Regions from separate parts of the Homo sapiens genome. Here region 2 is linked to region 1. A link is a loop called in an ENCODE intact Hi-C map of the cell type or tissue named here. Cell type or tissue: B cell. All regions are shown on one strand. Each heading gives the region's core, and the rest is flanking DNA. Links, peaks and the distances in the headings are about the cores only.

Region 1 (13,116 bases), core at 2,850-10,849:
TTGTGCCCTTTCTTTTTGGCAGAGTATGGCTGCTCTGCCTTTAGTGTGTTATACGTCAGTTAGCCCTGATAATATCCCCAATCAGCTCTTTCTCCCCATTAGTTTGTATCATTCTGGTCCCTCCTTATCCCATATGAAATAGAAAATGAGTTTCTGTAACTCTGTCTTCGCTTACAGCTTCTGGAGTTTCTCATTTAGAAAATTTAGAGTACATTGTGAGGGATTGAGAGTTACATAGTGTAACGGAGATCCTGGAGCACATAGTCAGAAGTTTAAGAACCCAGGGATATTACCAGTTGGCCAATAGCTTATTAATAAATTACTAAATATATTATCTCTTATTTAGAGGTTGATAATATCTGTCAGGTTAGAAAGAAACCCATTTTTATAATAGATTTATCTTCTGGCATTCAGATTATAAGGTTTGAAGTGTGAGGTAATGAGGACAATATAAAGAAGCTAGGAGACATTTTCTCTTTTAAATTAACTGTTCCACTGTTGAAAAAGAGCCACAATGGAAGTAGTAGTCTTCCCTCTTCTTGGCTTCATGTTAAGGAAAGATGCTGTTCTTGAGTCCATATCCCAGATGACAAAATATAGCTAATAATGCTTGTAGAATGCATATCTTAAAAATGCTAACAGATTCTCACCCTGGTATTTGGTTAGGATTTAAAATATAACAATTCTAGGTATGTAAATCTATAGTTTGTGAAAGAAACAATTTTTCTGAAATTGAAACTAAGAATAATATAATGAATTACTAACTTCCAAAGGTGGAGCACAGGGAAGGTCTACATTTATTTATTTATTTTTACATTTAGTTTTTTAAGTTGGCTAATAAATTTCCATAGTGAAGTTAGGTATATAGAAAGTACCAAGTTTCTTTAACTAGAGTTTTCTAGTGTAAAGGGATCTTGCATTTTATTTTATTAACGTTCTGTTTTCATGTGGGTGGTACGTGTCTTTGTTTGCATGTGTGTCAGGAATATGCCACCAAAACAAGAATTGGGATCCGGCGTGGGAGAACTGGCCAAGAACTCAAAGAGGCAGCATTGGAACCATCGATGGAAAAAATATTTAAAAGTAGGTGGCTATCTTTAGTTTTTAACCTAGAATCTATGGATATGTTTTAAGAGGTCCATGAACAACTTCCTAAAAATATATGTGTATTTGTGCATTTTCTGGGAAGACCACATTATTATTCTGAGATCTGACGACCCAGAAAAGATTGGTACTTTGCACTGGATTCAGTGGTTATCAATCATATTTCTTCCAGTGGAAATTTTACTTTCCTTTTTTTTAAAGAAAAGGATTATTAATATGCCATGGTCCAAAAGGTATACTCTGTTGAGAAAGTTCATTTTAAGTGTGTAGAATCCTCATTCAAGCATATAATATTTGTGTATGTTTCAGATTAAGAATAAATCACCAACACATAGATGTTAATAAAAGCCTAGCTGTCCAAGAAGAATCCTTTAACTCACTGCTCACATAGGGCCTCAGGAGGGCAGTACTTTAATATATTGCCAGTTTGGTTCAGTTTGGATATCAACTTTGCAAGTTCAGAAACTAGATTGTTAATCATCCTAAAGCTATTCAAAGAATACCACTGCTCCTTAATAATCTTGCAAAATGTCTTTACAGTGGGAGAGAGCCCTAATCAGTATCCTTCAGGTCATTTCTTTCTGATTTGACCCTAGAGACCAAATCATGCAAATTATGTAGTGACAGCCTAGTAATATTCTTAGTAAACGAATTAGACTAAAAGAATAAGATGCCCTTTATGAATACCTCTATTGAGTTAGAGTTGATTAGTTGCCTCTCAGTACCCTAAAACGGGAGCCTCCTCTCACTTGATTCTGCTGCATAAACACTGATTATATTTTCTCTTTTTTCTTGATTTCCACGTAAAGCATCATTTGTGTTAATACCATGCAGTATGGTATGACTGTTAACATTTCCTTCTCATTTTTTACTTTCCATGAATGTCATGTGAATATACTTCAACCTCTTATTAGTAAAATAATAGGTATCACAGAAGTAGCTCCACGTCTACAGGTATACTGCTCCCTCAAATATTGTTGGAGGGAGGTTGAAGATTCACCAAGCCTGATCCTTTCTTTTTTGTACTGATTTTTACACCTTTGTTTCAGGAGTGTTTTTTTCTACTGGTTACCTAACATTGAGGCAATTTCTGTACCCCATATGCACTGATTATGGCTTCTATTAAATATGGTACATGATTTGATTCCCTTGATAAATATTTTAAAGGCTTTGTCCAGATGTGCCAGTACTAACCTGCATTTCCTTCTGTGTTCTGCAGTTGATCAGATGGGAAGATGGTTTGTTGCTGGAGGGGCTGCTGTTGGTCTTGGAGCATTGTGCTACTATGGCTTGGGACTGTCTAATGAGATTGGAGCTATTGAAAAGGCTGTGTAAGTAAATTGTTTTAAGTAAACTGTTCCTAAACAACTCCAGCCTTAAAACAAAAATTCAAATTTTCTTCTCATTCCTATCTTTAGTCACTTTGGAATGTTTTGTGTCTAGTCTTTGTGTATACACACAAATAGAGAATCTCTTTTTGCTTCTTTGACATTTATTTATTCAAATCTAAATAAAAATCTTTTAGCAAGGTTATATGTGTTTAAGCAAAGAGAAAATATGAAATATGTTTTTTGTTTGTTTGTTTGTTTGTTTTTTTGGAGAGAGAGTCTTGCTCTATCTCCCAGGCTGGGGTGCAGTGGCGCGATCTTGGCTCACTGCAACCTCCGCCTCCTGGGTTCAGGCAATTCTCCTGCCTCAGGCTCCTGTAGGTGGGATTACAGGCACATGCCACCATGCCCGGCTATTTTTTGTATTTTTAGTAGAGACGGGGTTTCACCATTTTGGCCAGGCTGGTCTCGATCTCCTGACCTCAGGTGATCCACCCACCTCAGCCTCCCAAAGTGCTGGGATTACAGGCATGAGCCACCGCACCCAGCCAAAAATATGTTGTTTTTTATATGTGCTTGTATGTTTTATCTCATTTAGTCCTTACAGTAACTCCCAAGTATGCATAATTATCATAATTATTTCCATGATAAATGAAGTGAATAAGATTTAAAGTGTAAAATGATTTATCCCGAGGTCGCCCAGCTAGTGTGTGACTCAACCAGAAATCAAATCTGTAATTTCATAGATTAATCATGTCATGTTTCTTACAGAATTTGGCCTCAGTATGTCAAGGATAGAATTCATTCCACCTATATGTACTTAGCAGGGAGTATTGGTTTAACAGCTTTGTCTGCCATAGCAATCAGCAGAACGCCTGTTCTCATGAACTTCATGATGAGAGGCTCTTGGGTGGTAAGTCAGCTGTTTTTGTTTTCCTTTTTCATCTAAAGATCAAAAGATTAGATAAAATATATTGGAGGGAAGGGTTATTAAATGGAAAGAATACTGTATTGAACAAGTTTTTGTTCAAATAATGTATGAATTACAGGTTGAGCATCCCTAATTTAAAATCCAGAAATGCTCCAAAATCCAAAACATTTGTAGTGTCAACATGATGCTCAAAGAAAATTGTAGCATTTCACATGTTGGGTTTTTGAATTAGGGATCCTGAACCCTAACAACAATGAAGTGTAATGATAAATAGTCCGAAATCTGAAGTCTGAAACACTTCTGGTCCCAGACATTTCTGATGAGAGTTACTCAACCTGTATTAGTGCAGCTGAGATAAAAGTAGGAAGTTCATTCTAGGTAGGTCAGCTATTATTCTTTATTAAACATGTATTCGAATAATACCAGAGGAGTTAGAAATCAAACTTACAGAGACAACATTTTTGTCTAGCAGCAGATATCAGACAGCCTCTAATTTGTAGCAGTTTACTAAAAAAATAAAGCAAATGCAAAATCATCTTAGAAGTCAGAGGGAAATGCCTATGCAGTTAAGAGCAGAATAGTGCTGCTACTATTATTCCTAAGATTCTTGACCTTATAGAAGATTTTATATTTAATCGGTTTCTCTGGAGCCCTTGTTATTTTGCTAGATAAGAGAATTTGAATATGTGTCCCCTATTCTCCTGCTATTTGGTAGAAGAGATGAACTGGAATAAGTGGCACAGATACGCAATAAGAAAGTGCAAAGTCAGTTGAGAGTTTCTGTCTTGGACTGTTAGGCAAGTTCCGTGAAGGAGACATTTATTTCATCAGGGTTGTTGAAGGCTAACATGTCTCATTTATTTTAGAAGTAGACAAGAGGGCCAGGTGCAGTGGCTCACACCTGTAATCTCAGCGTTTTAGGAGGCTGAGGCAGGAAGATTGCTTGAGCCCAGGAATTTGAGACCAACCTGAGCAACATAGTGAGACACTGTCTGTAATTTTTAAAGAAATAGAAAATTTTAAAAATTAAAAAAAAATTTTTTTAAGTAGACAAGGGCGGTCCAATTTTACCAAACAGTTTAAGGGAAGAGGAGGTAGGAAAACCTAATTTCAGAGGTGACTTACAATCCCATTAGAGGGAAATTCAAGTGTTTGAGGTCTGGAGGGTAAAGAAGACGTGGTTAGAAAGGATACAGTTGTCAAGCTGAGGAGAGAACCTAAGCAGTCGGAGGCCATTGGAGATACTGGAACAACAAAAGCGTGATTTATATTTGAGTTTTTAGAACCAATGTGGAAGAGACATGGAGCAGGTGTACCAGCTGTGCCTTTGTAAGATCTGAAATGAGGGATGATAAGAACCTGAACTAGAGCAGAGTGTGATACTGGAGGGGAAGGAGAGTTCATGTAACACTGATTCCCCACATAGGGACGAAAACCATATTATTTTCACTGTGTTGTACTTTACTAAAGGATAACCATTTACAGTAGCAGCCATTTGGATATTTATATATTCTTAGGATCATGCTTTTTCACATAGACGTCATGAATCTCCCAGCCCAGAGGTTCACAAAGGCACAGAATGTTTCACTGGGGATGTCAGTTTTAATCAGAAGCAAATAATTTAAAACAATACTTTTGTAATAAACATGACAATATTTACCTAAAATTTTAGGCCCTAAAATGAGGCTTCAAAGAAGTTTTGTGTTTGGGCCATATCCTCAGTCCCTTCTGGGCAAAAGATTACCCTCTTCCACTGTTAGTAATACAGAAAATAGGAAAGCCAAAGACAAGTGTTACAGAGATGAAGATGTAACCTTTTGGGTGTGACAGACATATATATACAAACACACACATAGACACACAGATAATGTCAAAGTTTGTCCCAAGTGCATCTGAGGAGAGGTATCTGATCTTGCTCTTGGGCAGCCAGGGTACCTACTAGAAAAAGCTTTTGAGATGAGACAGTACCAGAGTAAGTCGACCAGATATGGAAGGAGATATTCTTAGGCATGATGGATTGAATTAAGGAGGCCTGAAATTTTGGGGCATGTTGGCAGCTGTGCCAGTTCCGTATGGTTGGAATGCAGAGTTTGGAGTGAGACTGGATCATAGAAGATCTTAAAAAAATTTAATTGCTGCTGTCCACAGAGGATGTGTGAAATAGTTTGTAGTAATTATTTCTCGTTAGAAAATGGTGGAGTGGAGCTCGATATGCTTTTCTTTTCTTTTTAATGTTTTTTAAAAATAGAGACTAGATCTCTATGTTTGCCTAGGCTTGGCTTAAATTCCCAGGCTCAAGTGGTCCTTTCACCTCAGCCACCCAAGTAACTGACATTACAGGTCCATACCACTACACCCAGCTCAGTATGCTTTTTCATGTTAAGGTTTTCCCATTCTTGGCAAAACCAGCTATTTGGTTTACCTGTACTTTATATTAGAGGTTGAATATTTTGATGTTCATAGGTGAGACAGATAATACAGATGAGTGAGGAGGCCTAGTGTGTCACACAGGAGATTGTTGACATCTAGAGGTTACTGACATCTAGAGTTAACCTTTTCAACTAAAACCATTCACCATGTTCTTTTTTTTTGTTTGTTTTTTTAAACATAGTTTGCCAAACAAAACATCTGTGGCCTGATTCCAAGGGCTACAAGTTTGCAATCTCTGATTTAAATTTCTTGGAGATTAGCACCATCTTATTTCCATTACATGTTAATACATTCTTCTTGTCATACACAAGCAATATTTAATTATAACACTGGAAATCTAAGATAGGCAAAGAAAAGGAATGAGGACCAAATTAGCCATAAACCTGGAAGGGTAGAAGTGTAGAATCTTATTTCTCATTTTTCTTTTCCATGTGCTGTGATAATCTACTTTCTATTTTTCAAGTCTTCATTTAGCAAATATGGAGTTCAAAGTGATGTGCTATATATATTTTTTTTAAAAATTACTAATTTGTAAGCATCACTGATTTTAAAGAAAATGCTATTTGTGCTATACAAAAATATATTTTTTAATTAAGAGTTAATTATCTTGGGATCCCTAAAGGGTTTTTGTTTCACCTCTGTCCAACAAGAGTAAAATTGTTAAAAGATGTGTTGCCAGTTCAAGCTTAAGACATGCATTTGAAGCTGTCTGCAAAACCTCATATATGGCAGTAGGGGGCACTCGTGCTAACTTAGCCAAAACTCTGAAATAAACCCAGAGCTTTTAATGTGCCAGAAAAATTAAAGTTTTTATTTTTTATTTTTTATTTTTTATTTTTTTATTTTGAGATGGAGTCTCGCTCTGTCACCCAGGCTAGAGTGCAGTGGCACGATCTTGCCTCATTGCAACCTCCACCTCCCGGGTTCAAGTGATTTTCCCACCTCACTCAGCCTCCCAAGTAGCTGGGACTACAGGCGCGCACCACTGCGCCTGGCTAATTTTTGTATTTGTAGTAGAGACAGGGTTTCACCAGTTAGCCAGGCTGGTCTCAAACTTCTGACCTCAGGTGATCCACCTGCCCCAGCCTCCCAAAGTGCTGGGATTGCAGGCGTGAGCCACCACGCCTGGCCTTAAGCTTTGATTTATTATCTTTAATATTTTTACAACTAGTTTATTAGAAGTAACTAATTGTACTTCAAACCTGTGGGTTTCTGCTTTGTTTTCATATAAAGATCAGTTTTTCTTAATAGTACTTGTCTTTCAGACAATTGGTGTGACCTTTGCAGCCATGGTTGGAGCTGGAATGCTGGTACGATCAATACCATATGACCAGAGCCCAGGCCCAAAGCATCTTGCTTGGTTGCTACATTCTGGTATGTTCTGTTTTAAATTGTTACGAGACAACCTTGACTACCACCTTTTTTGGGTGGCTCTTCACAGTTGTAAATGACCTACATGGAATTTAAGCCTCATGTTTAGAAAACACCATTTTCTTCAGTCATTACTGGCTGCATTATTGCCAGACCTTTGCTTTGAAAAGTTGATTTTGCTAAGACCATGGACATCTTCAATACGAAACTTGTATCTTCTGACAGTCTAGTATATGCAGAGATTTACTTTTGTGTATTTTGTTCGATACCAGGAGGGTTTTATATCTAGTACGCATCATTTGAGAGTTGTTTTTGTCTGGTATGTTTAGAAAAATTAAAAACTGAGGATAGAGAAAGTTGTGCTAAAAATGTTGCTGCGAAATAACAAAAAACTGAGAGGAGTCCTAATAGAAGTGTTCTGTGTAGAAATTTCACCCACTGTTTTGCCTAGAGCAAAAAGTATTTTTAAATTATTCATCATCATGAGATAGTATACCTTATTAACCATATAACTTGATCTAGAAATGTTATTCTTTAAGCTAGTATTGAAAATTCAGTATAAAGATAGCTTTGTGCCTAGTCTATGAGGTAAACGACATTTAAGAAAAAGGTAACTTATTCTTCTTAGCACTGAAATAATGCATTATCTAAGTTTTTTTTCAATTAAGGAGTTCCATTTACCTTTGTTGAATTACTGGTAAATTTTTTACGAAATTGTTTATAAATATCTGACAACTAAAATTACTTATTTATAAGCTGTTAGCAGTCCTTATTACATAAAGAAACAGCAGTGTCTGTCTTAGAAGTTCCCACATTTTAAGTTTATCATCATATGCTTTCCCTTTTGACAGCAGTAGGTTTGACCTTGAGTTATTTGTTTTAAGCTTGTTTATCTCAATTATTATATGAATGTTGTAGAAACTAGTGGTAAGCTCAGATTCAAATAGCTACATGGAATTTGATGGTTACTAAATAAGTAGATTAGTGTTTGCTTGTGAGTGTGATTGATTAGGAATAGTGTTAATGTTGTGATATAGAATTTGAGTAGTCACCAATTTGGGCTGTAGAATTTGGTGGGGGTAGTATTATCTAAAGGCAGAACTTTTTGAATCATAGTGCTTAAACAGTAAGGTATAATATAAAGTGGCATGTTAGAAGTGATATTTTCCTTTTGCTTGTTATTTAGTAAATACTTAATGAGCACTTCCTCTTTCTCCAGGTGTGATGGGTGCAGTGGTGGCTCCTCTGACAATATTAGGGGGTCCTCTTCTCATCAGAGCTGCATGGTACACAGCTGGCATTGTGGGAGGCCTCTCCACTGTGGCCATGTGTGCGCCCAGTGAAAAGTTTCTGAACATGGGTGCACCCCTGGGAGTGGGCCTGGGTCTCGTCTTTGTGTCCTCATTGGGTAAGCTGCTGTGTTTTAACACTTAATTCTTGGTGCATAGTTTCCTGTAACCTGAAATACTCCAATATCCTAATTGATTGAGTCATTTATTTTAAAAGTTTTTTTAAAGATTTATGCTAATTTGACTGGATTTTACTACCTGACATCATATAAAAATCATGGCAACATGGTCAACCATTATTACTGGCTTTACCAAACACATCTAAAATGGGAAAGTTGGTCTGGAGAACATGAATATTGCTCTGATGCAAGAACCTTCCTGTGAAATGGGCAAGTGGCTCATTGGAGGAATGAGTATCATGGATTTTGAACTAATGCAAATAAGATTAGACAGTACATGTACCCAGATGTCGTCTTACCTACACAGTATACCAAGGAGATTTTTTTTTAAGTAATATAAATCATAAACTCAGTTATCGGAAATCCTTTTTTAAAAAAAATCTTGTTTTCGCATTTTGATTTCAGGATCTATGTTTCTTCCACCTACCACCGTGGCTGGTGCCACTCTTTACTCAGTGGCAATGTACGGTGGATTAGTTCTTTTCAGCATGTTCCTTCTGTATGATACCCAGAAAGTAATCAAGCGTGCAGAAGTATCACCAATGTATGGAGTTCAAAAATATGATCCCATTAACTCGTAAGTAATGCTTTTTATTTAACACTGTTACTCTGTCACATAAGGATGCTTGTGTGTATTTGACCTGTTTTGGTTTATGGCTGTATTAGTTTTCTAGGGATACTGTTAACAAAGTATCGCAGACTGGGTGGCTTAAAACAAAACTTGATTCTCTTGTAGTTCTGGAGGCCAGAAATCTAAAATCAAGGTGTTAGCAGAGTTGTACTTCTGAGGGCCCTGAGGGAAAATCTGTTCCCTGCCTCTCAGCTTCTTGTTACTGCTGGCAGTCCTTGACATTCCTTGGCTTGTAGATGGATCATTCCAGTCTCTGTCTCCATCTTCACATGGTGCTCTTCCTGTGTACCAGGGATTAGGATTTCATTATATTTTGTTGGGGGGCAGAGGAGGGTCACAGCTCAAACCACACCAATGGCTTTGTCAGATTTCCTGTTTTACTTCTGTTGCAGTTTTGTCTGTTCTCTCTTTAGTAAACTATCCAAAAAAACCTCTTGATTTTATTGCAACTTAGTGTAATACTTAGGTATTCATTCCATTATCAGAATATTTTGTCTATTTTTGTGAGCCAGTGTCAGGGTGCAATAAATAATGTGCTCTTACTGCTCAGTTAATTTTTTTGGTAGTGTATTTTGCAGACTTTAAAACTGAAGAAATGTATTAATCAAGTATTATTTATTGGAAAATGTATATAATTGACATGGAATTTTTAATAGAAAAGCCTATTTTATACTTCTAGAAATTAGAAACTCTTCAGTATAAAGAGTCTAGTTTCAGAGATATGCAACTTTAGTTGGTATTAATTGTTATTATGTTTTTTTCTTTTTTCTTGGAGTCGACCAAAGTGGGTTATTTTATTTAAACAATTTTCTTGAGTTTCATTGTGTCTGTCACATTTTTTTAAAGTAATTTGATTTTATCTAAAAATAAAACTTAATGTAATGGTTTAGGGGGAAGAAAAAGTTGCTGTACTGTAAAGCTTACAGATTTGTAGAAGTTTTCTTTAGAGGGGTGAAGTGGGTCTTTTATATTAAAAAATGCTAGACTTGTGTCTAACAGGTTTTTATAAAGGTGTTTCTTTGGTCTTGTTTTGATTATTTCATTGTCTGCCACCTAGTTTTCTTTGCAAGTTGATATATGCAGAGTGTCAGAGAATAAAATAATGATTTTTTTAAACTGCTCTTTAACATTTAAAAGATGAGTCTGCCAAAAGGAAGACCTTAACTATTTTCTAGTCTAGTACTTCATTAGTTGGCAGTTAAACATCTTATTTTTAATTTCCATTTTATATCACTAAGACAAATAGTATTTTTCTTCTTTTCTATATTAAGAATTCAACATCACTATTAGAATTGCATCATATATAATGGGCATAATTTTCTTTTCTAGGATGCTGAGTATCTACATGGATACATTAAATATATTTATGCGAGTTGCAACTATGCTGGCAACTGGAGGCAACAGAAAGAAATGAAGTGACTCAGCTTCTGGCTTCTCTGCTACATCAAATATCTTGTTTAATGGGGCAGATATGCATTAAATAGTTTGTACAAGCAGCTTTCGTTGAAGTTTAGAAGATAAGAAACATGTCATCATATTTAAATGTTCCGGTAATGTGATGCCTCAGGTCTGCCTTTTTTTCTGGAGAATAAATGCAGTAATCCTCTCCCAAATAAGCACACACATTTTCAATTCTCATGTTTGAGTGATTTTAAAATGTTTTGGTGAATGTGAAAACTAAAGTTTGTGTCATGAGAATGTAAGTCTTTTTTCTACTTTAAAATTTAGTAGGTTCACTGAGTAACTAAAATTTAGCAAACCTGTGTTTGCATATTTTTTTGGAGTGCAGAATATTGTAATTAATGTCATAAGTGATTTGGAGCTTTGGTAAAGGGACCAGAGAGAAGGAGTCACCTGCAGTCTTTTGTTTTTTTAAATACTTAGAACTTAGCACTTGTGTTATTGATTAGTGAGGAGCCAGTAAGAAACATCTGGGTATTTGGAAACAAGTGGTCATTGTTACATTCATCTGCTGAACTTAACAAAACTGTTCATCCTGAAACAGGCACAGGTGATGCATTCTCCTGCTGTTGCTTCTCAGTGCTCTCTTTCCAATATAGATGTGGTCATGTTTGACTTGTACAGAATGTTAATCATACAGAGAATCCTTGATGGAATTATATATGTGTGTTTTACTTTTGAATGTTACAAAAGGAAATAACTTTAAAACTATTCTCAAGAGAAAATATTCAAAGCATGAAATATGTTGCTTTTTCCAGAATACAAACAGTATACTCATGATTGCTAAGTGTTTTTTTATTTTTGCATATTTATTGAACTGTCTAATTGAATACAGCTTGCTCTTGTCACCTCTTCAAGCTTTCAAGCCTTTATAGAAAAGCTTCTTTGTGGCTTACACTGGAAATTATGAAAGCAGTTTTTCTCCTAAGACTTTTGGTTTCTCGCATTGCCTCTCAGACTAAGCACTAAAAAGCAAAGCAAAACAGAACTAGTTCTGTCTTAATGAAATATATCAACCCAAAAGTGTAATGAGGAAAATGCTTCATTAGTTTCCCCTAGCAGACTTTTACTTCTCTTACACTGCTACACCATTACTTTCTTGAGACATTTGTAAGTTCTTTGATACAGAAGAGTTATATTTAGAAGTCTTTAATGAAGGGAAAGAAGTCTGTATGATGACTGAGGTGATTGCTCTTTTTGACAAATGTTTATTACAGTAATGCAGAAATACTGTTAATCATCTCAAAGTACATAGGAGGCTTATTTCTGAAACAAAGGTTTCAGCCAGATGTTGATTAGTCTAATTTTTCCAAGTGAATCATATGCATGCCATTTGAATAGGGATTTCTTCAAGAAAGCAACTTAGTTTCTTGCCAGTATAGTATAGTGCAGTGTGATAAGTACATGATACTTGTAGCTAGACTACCTCTATTTGAATCTCAACTCTTATTTCTTATGTGACCTTGGGCAAATTACTTAACCTCTGTGTGCCCAGTTTCCTCTCCTGTAAAATGAATATATTGGAACCTGTCTTATAGGTTTATGGTTAAACGTGCAGGCACTTAGTAAGCATTACATAAGTCTTAGCTATTGATGCTTTTTTTTATTAGTAAAAATGTAAATGCCAATTTTCTATTTTTCTTCTCCCCATCCTGATACCCATATCAGTGTGATCTTAAAGTGCCTGTTTTCCTTAGTCACCTTTTAGAACCCAAAGTTTATGTCTTTTTTAAATTAATATCACACACAAAATGATATCATTTCAGTGATGGTATCAGGCAGTTTATCTAGAAAACCAAGGATTTTTTTACTGTTTTACTTTTTTTTTAAATAGAGGGGTTCAGTTTGGTCTTAAATTGGATTCAAACAATCCACTCACCTTGGCCTTCCTAAGTGTCGGCATTACTAGCTTGAGCCACTGCCCCCATCCTGGGTTGTTTTGTTGTTGTTGTTGTCGTTGTTGTTAATTTAATGACATTATGTTATTGGACTTCTTCTGACTTTGCTAAGACAATGAAGGCTATGCAAAATAATATATAAAATGTGGCCGGGTGCGGTGGCTCACGCCTGTAATCCCAGCACTTTGGGAGGCCGAGGCAGGCAGATCATGAGGTCAAGAGATGGAGACCATCCTGGCCAACATGGTGAAACCCTGTCTCTACTAAAAATACAAAAATTAGCTGGGCATGGTGGTGTGCATCTGTAGTCCCAGGTACTTGAGAGGCTGAGGCGGGAGAATCGCTTGAGACAAGGAGGCGGAGGTTGCTGTGAGCCAAGATCGCGCCACTGCACTCCAGCCTGGCAACAGAGCAAGACTCCGTCTCAAAAAGATAAATAAATAAATAACATATAAAAGGTAAGCTGATATATAAAATGTGATCGTTTGTAAAAC
Region 2 (10,356 bases), core at 195-8,194, 58 kb after region 1:
CACCAAAGCTTCTTCCCCCACAAAGAGCGCAAAACCCTAGCAGCCCCTCTAGGCCCAGCACTTTCTTTTGCAGGCAAGCCCCTGCTGGTCACAGCCTGGCTTACAGGCCATCCCACTGCAGCCTGTACCAGGAGGCCCGAGTCAGCCTCGCCTGCCCATAGCTGCACGGGCTGGGCTGGTTGCACATCTCCATTATGATGCTCAGTGCGGGGCCCAAGTCCTGCTGTTGTGGGTCCCTGACACTCAGCACAGGCCAAGCACAGAGTAGATCCTCAGGAGGTGCTTGAGGCTTGGTTTCTGGCTGGGAGGGGGAATTTAGCTCTGAATGCCCCCTCTCCTGCCACTCATCTGATATGATTTCTCTGAAGAGAGAACTAACCCCACTTGCAAAGGAATGGTGGCACTTTAACATTCCCAACACTCCTGTGAGAGAAGAATTATCTCCGGGTGACACAGAAGCAAACAGAAACTTGGAGAGGACAGCTGGCCTCACAGCCATAGGTGGCAGAAGCCAGGTTTTCACGGATTCTGTCCAATTCCACATCTCAACTTGTCTTCACTCTCCTGTGGCCTCCGATTCTTCTGCAGGATGGCGGTGGGAGGCTTCATGGGGCTGATGTGGTGTTCTCAGCCACCACCACGGTCACGGTCAATGTGGAGGATGTTCAGGACATGGCCCCTGTCTTCGTGGGCACACCCTACTATGGCTATGTGTACGAGGACACCCTTCCGGTGGGTGGCTGTCCCCCTCAGCCAGCGATCCCTCCAAATGCCTCCTGCCCTGACCCTTGTGATTTTAGGGACCCCCTGCTGGAGATGGCTGGTCTGGTCCCGGTTGCCCTCCTCACACAGAGGCCAGCTCTGGACTCACCCAGCCTCAGGCCATGAACTGGCCCTTTTGCCCCCAACTAGACCATGAGCTCCCCATGGGCAGAGACCAGGCTGGAGCCAGGCCTCGCTAGGCTACAGCTTAAGAACTCTGTGCAATTGAATTGCTTTCTCAATTTGCGTTTGTCTGATTATTCTTGACTTTTTTTTTTTGGAAACGGAGTCTCGCTTTGTCGCCAGGCTGGAGTGCAATGGTGCGATCTGGGCTCACTGCAACCTCTACCTCCTGGGTTCAGGCAATTCTCCTGCCTCAGCTTCCTGAGTAGTTGGGACTACAGGTGCACACCACCATGCTCAGCTAATTTTTTGTATTTTTAGTGGAGAAGGGGTTTCACCATGTTGGCCAGGCTGTTCTGGAACTCCTGACCTCAGGTGATCCACCCGCCTTGGCCTCCGAAAGTGCTGAGATTACAGGTGTGAGCCACCGCGCCCGGCCTATTATTGACTTTACAAAGCAAAATGAAACACTTTTTGAGGACCCAGTGGTGGAGACGGGCTCAGAGTGAGGGAGAGAGATGCCGGACTGCTCTGGATGGGGGCTGCAGGGTGGGCCAGCGTAGGCCCAGGCCATCCCACTGAGGAGCTAAGGGGAGGAGGTGGTGCTGAGGGACAGGGCTCAGGGTAGGCTCCAAGGGAAGAGGCAGCACCTGGGCTGGGTTAAGAAGTAGCCTGGAGTTGACCAGAGAGAAAGGCTTGTGTAGGGGGGCTTAAGAGGGGACAACAGGCAGAAGTCAAGCAAGACTTATATAGTTGGGGCAGCCCTACGCCCAAACCCTTCCAGCAGCACCAAAGGCCCACAGGATAAAATCTTAATTCTGGGACCTCGCATTTGAGGCCTGGCCTCTCTCCCACCTCTTCCTTCATGCACCTCTGGGGTGGGATGAAAGCAAAAGATGGAGAGGGCAGTGAAAGTAAGGCTAGAGGTTAGGGAGCAGTAGAGGCAAGGGCTGAGTGTGGTGTGTGGGCCAGGAGTTGGTGCAAGAGGCCTGAGAATCCCTGGGCAGCACAGGTACTGACCCCTACTGGTGAGAAAGAAGCAGGGGCTCAGGCTATCCCTCCAGCCCTGGAGGCCAGTGGGTGCTTCGATCCCCCTGCAGAGGAGAGTAGGGCCATGCTCCACCGCCACGTAGAGGCCTGACCCTTTCCTAGGTGGGGGTAGCACCTCCTTTTCATCATGGAGACATTGTTTGGGGAGGGGAGGGTCCCCATATTGCCCATCAGGCAGCGGCTGTTCCTGTTTCCCCGAGGGCTCGGAGGTACTGAAGGTGGTCGCCATGGATGGAGACCGGGGCAAACCCAATCGAATTCTCTACAGCCTTGTAAATGGTGAGTCTGAGCAGCTTTGGGGGCTGCAGCTTTGACTCTCTAGGTGACCAGAGCAAGGTTCCTCAACCTCTCTAGATTCCAGCTCCCTCACCTGTAGGACCAGGATTACAAGATGTATGGAGAGGAAGGGCTGTGTCCAAGACAAGCAAGTCTCTGGGTTGTGTGCTTCGGTCCCTGCCTGTCATGATATCCAACAGCCAAGAGAGCATGGGGCAGGGGCGCTGAGAGCAACACGGAGGTGCTAACCCATGCTCCTCTCCCCCTGGGTATTTGCTCCTTGATGGGAATGCGTGGCAACATTTCTCACACTTTTTAAGTGGCTATGTATTTTCCTCATTCTTTTTAATTGTTATCCCACAGCATATAGATGAATTAAATGAATCAAATGCATTGGTGATATGGCATCTCCCTAGTGCTAGCCCTATATATGGACAAGAAAACTGAAGTTCAGAGAAGCTGAGTAGGCATCCCAAGTTTCCATCATTGTATTTGAACCTGAGCCTGCTAGCTCCACAGTCTGTGCTCTTCCCACAGCTGGGCAGCAACTGAGCCAGATGAGCTGTCCCTGGGCCAGGCCAGGGCATCGCATCTGGTGCCTGGTACCAGAAGTGTGCATGTCTATATGCCCCGGCCTTTCTCTAGGACATGCCTGTGCATACTCACTTTCCAGCAGCTCACATGTGGGCTGCCAGCCTCCTTTCCCCAGCCTCACAGGACCTCAGCTGCCTTCCTTCCCATCACCACTGCAAACCTTTACCCAGTCCTTGAGCACCCACCCCATCTCCTGCCTGTCCCACTCCACACCCTCCCTCTCCTCTCTTTATTCCCTCCCTCCTGTCCCTTCTTTCCCCCCTCCCCTTCCATGTCCGTCTCTCACTGTATGTCCTCCTGCTTCCTTTCTCTTTTCTTCACACACACACACACACACACACACACACACGTGCACACATGCACATATAGTATTATGCATAAGAAAAGGGACACAGTATGGAATGTGGGAGCTGGACAGAAGTGAGTTCAAGTCCCAGATCTGCACTAACTGTGTAGCCTTAGACAAGTTACTTAGCCCCTCTGAGACTGTTTCCATGTTGACAAGACACAGATGACAGGATTCCATTCTATGAAGACTTCCCTAGGCAATGCAGGACGATCCTGTGGCACGACTCCCCTGCGCCTCCCTGTGGTCCTGTGCAGAACTTCAGGGTGCATCTCCCTTGACAGGGAACGATGGAGCCTTTGAAATTAATGAGACATCTGGAGCCATCTCCATCACTCAGAGCCCGGCCCAGCTCCAGAGAGAGGTGTATGAGCTGCATGTACAGGTACCCTCCCTCTAGCTTTGTCTTCCCTGCCCACCTTTGGCCCTGGAAGTCTATAAAGGTGAAGACACCCAGGCCCTTTTTCCTGGGGCCCATAGTCTGGGGAGGGGGCTAGATGTTGTTCTAAAGAGCACCTGCACCAGACATGAATTCACAAACAGGGAGTCACAGAAAGGCAAGAGGAGGTGCAACTGAAGCAGCAATGCCTGAGCATGGGTGGGATCCTGCAGGTGCATGCTGCCAGAGGCGGGCATTGGGTGGGTGGGGGTGGAGTGAAAGCATTCCAAGACAGGAAAGTGCAGCAAGCCCAGGCTGGAGGGGAGAGAACTGATATATTGGGGGAACAACAAGGAGTCAGTTGAGGCCAGAGCAGAGAAAGATGGGCAGCCTGGAGAAGGAGGAAACGTTGGACTCCCAGGCTGGGGCCAGAGGAGCAAAGGTCCTGAATGGGAGGTATGGATCTGTCGCTAGAGCCGGGCATGTGACCTGTGAAGTCACACAAGGACTATACTTAGGAGGATCCCACACTAAGCTTAATGCTCGCTGTTTGCTGTCTTGGAATTCTTAATAATTTCACCAAGGGATCCCATATTTTTATTTTTCGCTGGGCCTGCAAATTATGTAGCTGGTCCTACCCAAGAGCAGTAAGGAGCCATTGGAAGGTTTTCAGCAGGATTACAGCCACTTGAAAAGTTCACCTGGCTGCTCACCAGACCAGTGGAGTTCCCAAATTTGGAGATTTGGGCCAACCAAGATTTTCAGGATCCACTCCCGGGCATAGGAATTCAGTGTGTTTGGGGCAAACCCAGGAATCTGCGTATTATAAGCACCCAGGTAATTCTGGTACCAGTCCCAGCCAGAATTTGAGAACTCTGGTCTCAACTTGGGTTCAGAGGGAACTAGATGAGAGGTAGAGCCATCGGCCAAAGTAACAGAGGAAGACAGCCTGTGGGGCTGAGGGTAGGTGGGATGGAAGAAAGGGACAAAATGAAAAGTATGCATGAGGCAGATTGCACAGAATGAGGAAATTGCCTGATCTTGAGGGAAAGGGATGGGAGAGGGATAGATGAAGCCCAGGTGGTCCCGTGCCGTCAGGAGTACAGGACAGCAGGCAAGTGAAGTAGGTGAGGAAGGATGCATTTGAAGGCTCGAGGGACATGCAAGTTCAAACATCAAAACTTGGGCATACAGGTTTGGAATTGTGGGAGAGAATGTCAACCTACAGGTAGCTGTGGAAGGCATGGGAGGGAATAAAAGCACCCAGAGGAAGAAGAAGAGAGAGGACAATTGGCCAAGCACAGCTGCGGGAGCTGTGTGAAGAGGCTGAGAGTGAGGAGGAGGAGAGGGGCAGGTAAAGGAAACCCAGGAGGGATCAGAGAGGTTGAGGAGAAGATGTAGAGAGCAGAGTCACATTGCTGTGGGAATAGAGCACTTGGGAAGGAGAAAGAGTAGCAGTGCCACATACAGTGTGGAAGTCAGGGTGAAGAATCTGAATGAGGGGTGGGATGAGAATCAAGAGGGATAGCAGTGAAAGTGTCAAGGAGTGGAGTCCAGGTAGGGTTATTTTAGGATACAAAAGACCAGAGCATGCTTACAGAACAAGGGAAAGGTGGTCTTGAAGAGGTTCATAGGATATCTGCCACATGGTTCACAAGGTACCTATGGGATCTTTGCCCTGGCTTTGTAGGCTGTATTAGTTATCAGCTGCATAACTAATTACCCCAAACTTAGTGGCTTAAAACAATACACATTCATATCTCATAGTTTCTGTGGTTCAGGACTCCAGGCTCAGCTTGGCTGGGTCTTCGGTCTCCAGGTCCCTCACATGGTTGCAATCAGATTGTCAGCCAGGACTGGGGTCTCATCTGCAGGCTTGACTGGGAAAGGGTTGGTTTCCATGCCCACCCAATTATTGGCAAGACTCAGTTCTCTGTGAGCTGTTGGACTAAGAGGTTCAGCTCCTTGCTGGCTGTTGGCTAGAGGTCACCATTAGTCTCTGTTAACTGTAGCTTCCTGCTTCATCAAAATCGGCAAGAGAGAGAGTTCACAAGACAGACGTTACAATCTCTTGTCATGTAATCATGAAGTGATAGCTTGCCATCTTTGCCATATATTATCAGTTAGAACCAAGTTGCTAAGCCAGGACACACTCAAACGGAGGGGATTATACATTCTGCAGGGGAGGTAGGAGCTGGACCATATGAAGGGTCCACCTGCCACACAGCCATAGCCACTTGTCCCCATCCCAGGTGACTGAAATGAGCCCTGCGGGGAGCCCAGCTGCCCAGGCCACCGTCCCAGTCACCATCAGGATTGTGGACCTCAACAACCACCCGCCAACATTCTATGGAGAGAGCGGACCCCAAAACAGGTTTGAGCTGTCCATGAATGAGCACCCACCCCAGGGAGAGATCCTGCGGGGCCTCAAGATCACCGTCAATGACTCCGACCAGGTGTGTGGTCCTGCCCTCCGCTCTGCCTTCTCACAAACGGTATGAAGCCAAGGTCCCAAAGCTAAGTGGGTCTGCATCAACCTGCTCTGCGTATGTAGCCGGGACCAGGTGGGCCACAAAATGAATGAAACAAGAAGTTGTAACCAAGGGGGAGAGGAGGGAGAGTAACCAATCAAAGACTATCTGCTTAGCCTAAAGGCACTCACAGTCCATTCACAAGGAAAAGTCAGATGCAGAAACTCTCTTAATAATATCTCCCAGGGTTAAGGGCACGTGAAGACTTCTATATAGTATGATTATGAATTTCTATCATCATTCATCTTCCTTGTTTCCACTCTCCAAATTCTCTAGGGAGCCAATGCCAAATTCAACTTGCAGCTGGTGGGACCCAGGGGCATCTTCCGAGTGGTTCCACAGACAGTCCTGAATGAAGCCCAAGTCACAATCATTGTGGAGAACTCAGCTGCCATTGACTTTGAAAAGTCCAAAGTATTAACCTTCAAGGTAGGTGGTGCCCTGAATTCACTGCCCTGAATGGGAGGGTCCCAGGAATTCATACCAGCATCTTGGTTCATTCCTGAGGGGTCTCTTGTCACTCTCTGCCCTTCCTGGCCCTACTCTTTTCTTCTCCAGCCCTCTGCCCCTCCTGCAGATTGCTCACAGATCCAGCCTCACTGAGCTTCCTGGCTTCCACACCACAACCAGCCCCAGGAATGCAGGTGGTGGTGTGGGATCAAAGGAAAACTACCAATATAATTTGCCATGTTAATAGATTGAGTAAACTATTTTATTATCAAGATAGATGTTTTATCATATGCCTTGACATTTGTCATCTCTTCTGATAACAATCTTAGCTGAAGAGGAAAAAAATACTTCTGTGATATCATTTGTAATTATGTAAAATCATAAATGTATTATAAAATGCATATCATATATGAACATATATAATATGTTAATAGGAAAAGTAAATACTTCACTGACACTATTAAAATTATCTTATTTATAATTATACACATATACACATACTCTCCTATAGCCTGCATCATGCTTAAAAGTGAAATACTATTATAAAAGCAATCCATGAAATTAGGAACAAAGCATGGATGCCTGCTATCACCACTACTATTTAACACAATTCCTGAAATAACATTGTTCCTGGATAAGGAAAGGAAGTAAGAAGTTCAAACTTTAGAAAGGAGGAAAAAAGACAGTCATTATTTGCAGGTGATGATTGTTTGCTTAGAGAATCTGAGAGAAAAGACAAAAAAAAAAAAAAAGAAACTCTTAGAAACTCAGCAAAATTGCCAACATGGCTGATTACAAAGTTAATGCACAAAATCCAGTAGTTTTCCTACATACAAAAAATAATAAGAAAATATGGGATAAAAATTATCTTTTACAATAACAACCAACACATAAAATTTGTAGGAATTACCATAAGAAATATGTATCATGCAAATGATGAAAAATGCTAAATTTCACAAAGAGACATAAAGAAAGAGATGTAAAGGCATACCTTGTTTAAAAAGTTCAAACTCTCCTTAAGTTAATAAAGAATTTGGTTGGGCGTGGTGGCTCACACCTGTAATTCCAGCACTTTGGGAGGCCGAGGGGGACAGATCGCTTGAGCCCAAGAGTTTGAGATCAGCCTGGGCAACACGGCAAAAGCCCATCTTTACAAAAACTACAAAAATTAGCCAGGCATTGTGGTGCACGCCTGTAGTCTCAGCTACTTGGAAGGCTGAGATGGGAGGATGGCTTGAGCCTGGGAGGCAGACGTTGCAGTGAGCTGAGATAGTACCACTGCACTCCTGCCTGGAAATAGAGCCAAGACTCGTTTTTTTTGTTTTTTTTGTTTTTGTTTTTGTTTTTTTTGTTTTTTGGTTTTGTTCATTTGTTTGTTTTGAGACAAGAGTCTCACTCTTTCCCCCAGGTTGGAGTGCAGTGGCACAATATTGGCTCACTGAAAACTCTGCCTCCCAGGTTTAAGTGATTCTCGTGCCTCAGCCTCCCGAGTAGCTGGGATTACAGACACACATCATCACACCCGGCTAATTTTTGTATTTTTAGTAGAAATGGGGGTTTCACCATGTTGGCCAGGCTGGTCTCGAACTCCCGACCTCAGGTGATCCACCCGCCTTGGCCTCCCAAAGTGTTAGGATTACAGGTGTGAGCCACTGCGCCTGACCTATTTTTTTGTTTGTTTTTATTTTTTTAAAAAAAGAATTTAATGCCCCCAATTAACTCTTCCCTAGAATGTCCTTTGGACAGGTGGCAACAAGGCTTGACAAAATTAAACTGGTTTTTATATGGGCTAATAAACTTATAAGAATAGTTAAGACAATTGGAACTGGAAAGGATATGCAGCTCAGTGGAACAAAATAAACTGACCCCAATACAGATGGGAATGATAAGAAAGCTAGCATTACAAGCCAATTGACGGGGTAGGGGAAGATGCCAGGCCTTAGAGGTGACCCTTACAGGAATAGCTGGTTGGCAGCTGCGAGGAAGATCGGGAGACACGGCAGATGGATGCCACATCAGTCCTGGGGAGATGAGGTGGGAAGGCTCTCTGCAGCATGAGTGCCTACCCAGACAAGTCCCCATTTTCCCCCCTTCCCAGCTCCTGGCTGTTGAAGTGAACACCCCAGAGAAGTTCAGTTCCACAGCGGATGTTGTGATCCAGCTCCTGGACACCAATGACAATGTCCCCAAGTTCGACTCCCTCTACTACGTTGCCAGGATTCCTGAGAACGCCCCAGGGGGCTCCAGCGTGGTGGCTGTCACAGTGGGTTGGGCACTGGCCCAGGGACTGGGTGGGATAGGAGGCCTTGTGAAGCCAGACAAATCTGGAAGGTCATTGCAGTTTGAGTGGCAGAACCCACACTCATTAGCTGTCCTTGGACAAGCTACTTGCCCTCTCTTAGCCTCAGTTTCTTCATCCATATGATGGGTATTACAACACCTCACAGGACAGTAATGAGGATATATGTGTAAACAACAATCACAGGGCATGGGACCCATCCCCTCTTCCTCATTTATAAAGGAGGGATGAGTGTTTTCCAGATCTAAATCTCTTGGCTCTTTCAATACTTAAAACTTCTTGGAGGAAAACTAGGGATCCCGGGCAGGTCTCTCCACCAATTTCTCCCCAGTTGGGCAAACCCCAAATCCCCTTGCTTTGTGGTTGAAAGCAACCCTCAGGGCATGGGAGCTGCCAACATACCCTGACAAAGAGGCACGTGCCACCCAGGGCTCTTTCTCTTCCAGGCTGTGGATCCAGATACAGGACCCTGGGGCGAAGTGAAATATTCCACCTATGGGACTGGGGCAGACCTGTAAGTAGATCCAGAATCCAGGACAGGGCCTTGGGCAAGGGGATTGGAAGGCTGAGGGTGGAGGAGGTCTGTGGCAGAGGCAGGAGGGGCCTGGGAGGGACAGGAGCCTGGGTGAAGAGAAGTGGAGAGAGGCAGTGGAAAGCTGAAGCAGAGGGTGAGGAAGTTCAGGGCCCAGGACCTCAGGAGCCAGGCAAGCAGGGCTGGCTGGGGAGGGGGCAGGCCATAGGAAGAGAGAAAGACTATAACTGGAGTTGCTAAGCTGGATAGTGATAGATGGGTGAGTCCACATGTGGATCTACCTCACTTAGATTGCAAGGATAGGAGGGAGCAGGTAGGACACTTTGGAGGAGCTGCATGACACCTCACTCCTGCTTCAGGAGGCAGCTCATTATTGCAGGCATGTGTATGTATGCACATATGTGTATATGCGTGCACACCCATGCCTATGTGCTCTGCCTGGCAGCTTCCTGATCCACCCATCCACTGGGCTTATCTACACCCAGCCCTGGGCTAGCCTGGACGCTGAGGCCACTGCCAGGTACAACTTCTATGTGAAGGCAGAGGACATGGAAGGCAAGTACAGCGTAGCTGAGGTGTTTATCACACTGCTGGATGTCAATGACCACCCCCCTCAGTTTGGAAAGAGCGTTCAGAAGAAGACGATGGTGCTAGGGACCCCAGTGAAAATTGAGGTAAGTTTTGGAGGCAGCTGAGCTCCCCTAAAAGCCTGGGTCCAGCAGCTCCAAGAGATACTGAGGCATAAGAATTTCATTGAAGATAAAATTTTTTGGCTTCCCACCATGGACAAAGGACTTTAAGACATTTTGTATATCCCCATCCCCACCTCAACAGAGAATTAAACTCTGAGAAAGAAGATATTGCTATTCAACAAATGAAAAAAACAGGCCAGGTGGGTTAAGTGTTTGGCTTGCCTTCACATAGCTGGTCTGCCTGCTTTTCAAAAGAGTGGTTTTCTCACCGCACTTTGTCATTTTGCCAATGTGGCAAAAAGGATGAACTCTGAAACCCAGC

What was found. Hi-C counts contacts between places; a loop is a spot of excess contacts. Peaks named below come from ENCODE experiments on the same cell type or tissue, not always from the same donor. Only the 100,000 strongest peaks of a DNase experiment are listed, where the experiment ranks them.
Region 2: a loop joins it to region 1, with 33 times the contacts of the local background. A loop is called at or near these places in 56 of 110 quality-filtered maps.

What each region holds. Positions count from the first base shown.
Region 1 is chr10:84,141,672-84,154,787 of GRCh38, forward strand. GHITM (growth hormone inducible transmembrane protein) reads left to right here. Exons shown (of 9, transcript NM_014394.3): 3 at 984-1,083; 4 at 2,324-2,435; 5 at 3,204-3,345; 6 at 7,059-7,167; 7 at 8,384-8,572; 8 at 9,038-9,209; 9 at 10,593-11,897. The coding sequence ends at 10,677. Among named protein-coding and RNA genes, the nearest start is that of GHITM, 8.7 kb to the left of the region's middle. In B cell, for the core only: CTCF peaks have their summits at 6,538 (motif pointing right) and 6,737; a DNase peak (open chromatin) is centred at 6,520; H3K27ac peaks cover 283 bases.
Region 2 is chr10:84,202,392-84,212,747 of GRCh38, forward strand. CDHR1 (cadherin related family member 1) reads left to right here. Exons shown (of 17, transcript NM_033100.4): 8 at 589-732; 9 at 2,136-2,214; 10 at 3,436-3,536; 11 at 5,783-5,986; 12 at 6,338-6,490; 13 at 8,610-8,774; 14 at 9,257-9,324; 15 at 9,788-10,016. Among named protein-coding and RNA genes, the nearest start is that of CDHR1, 13 kb to the left of the region's middle. RefSeq lists enhancers at 901-1,401, 1,402-1,902. In B cell, for the core only: CTCF peaks have their summits at 3,388 and 3,587; a DNase peak (open chromatin) is centred at 3,380; H3K27me3 peaks cover 328 bases.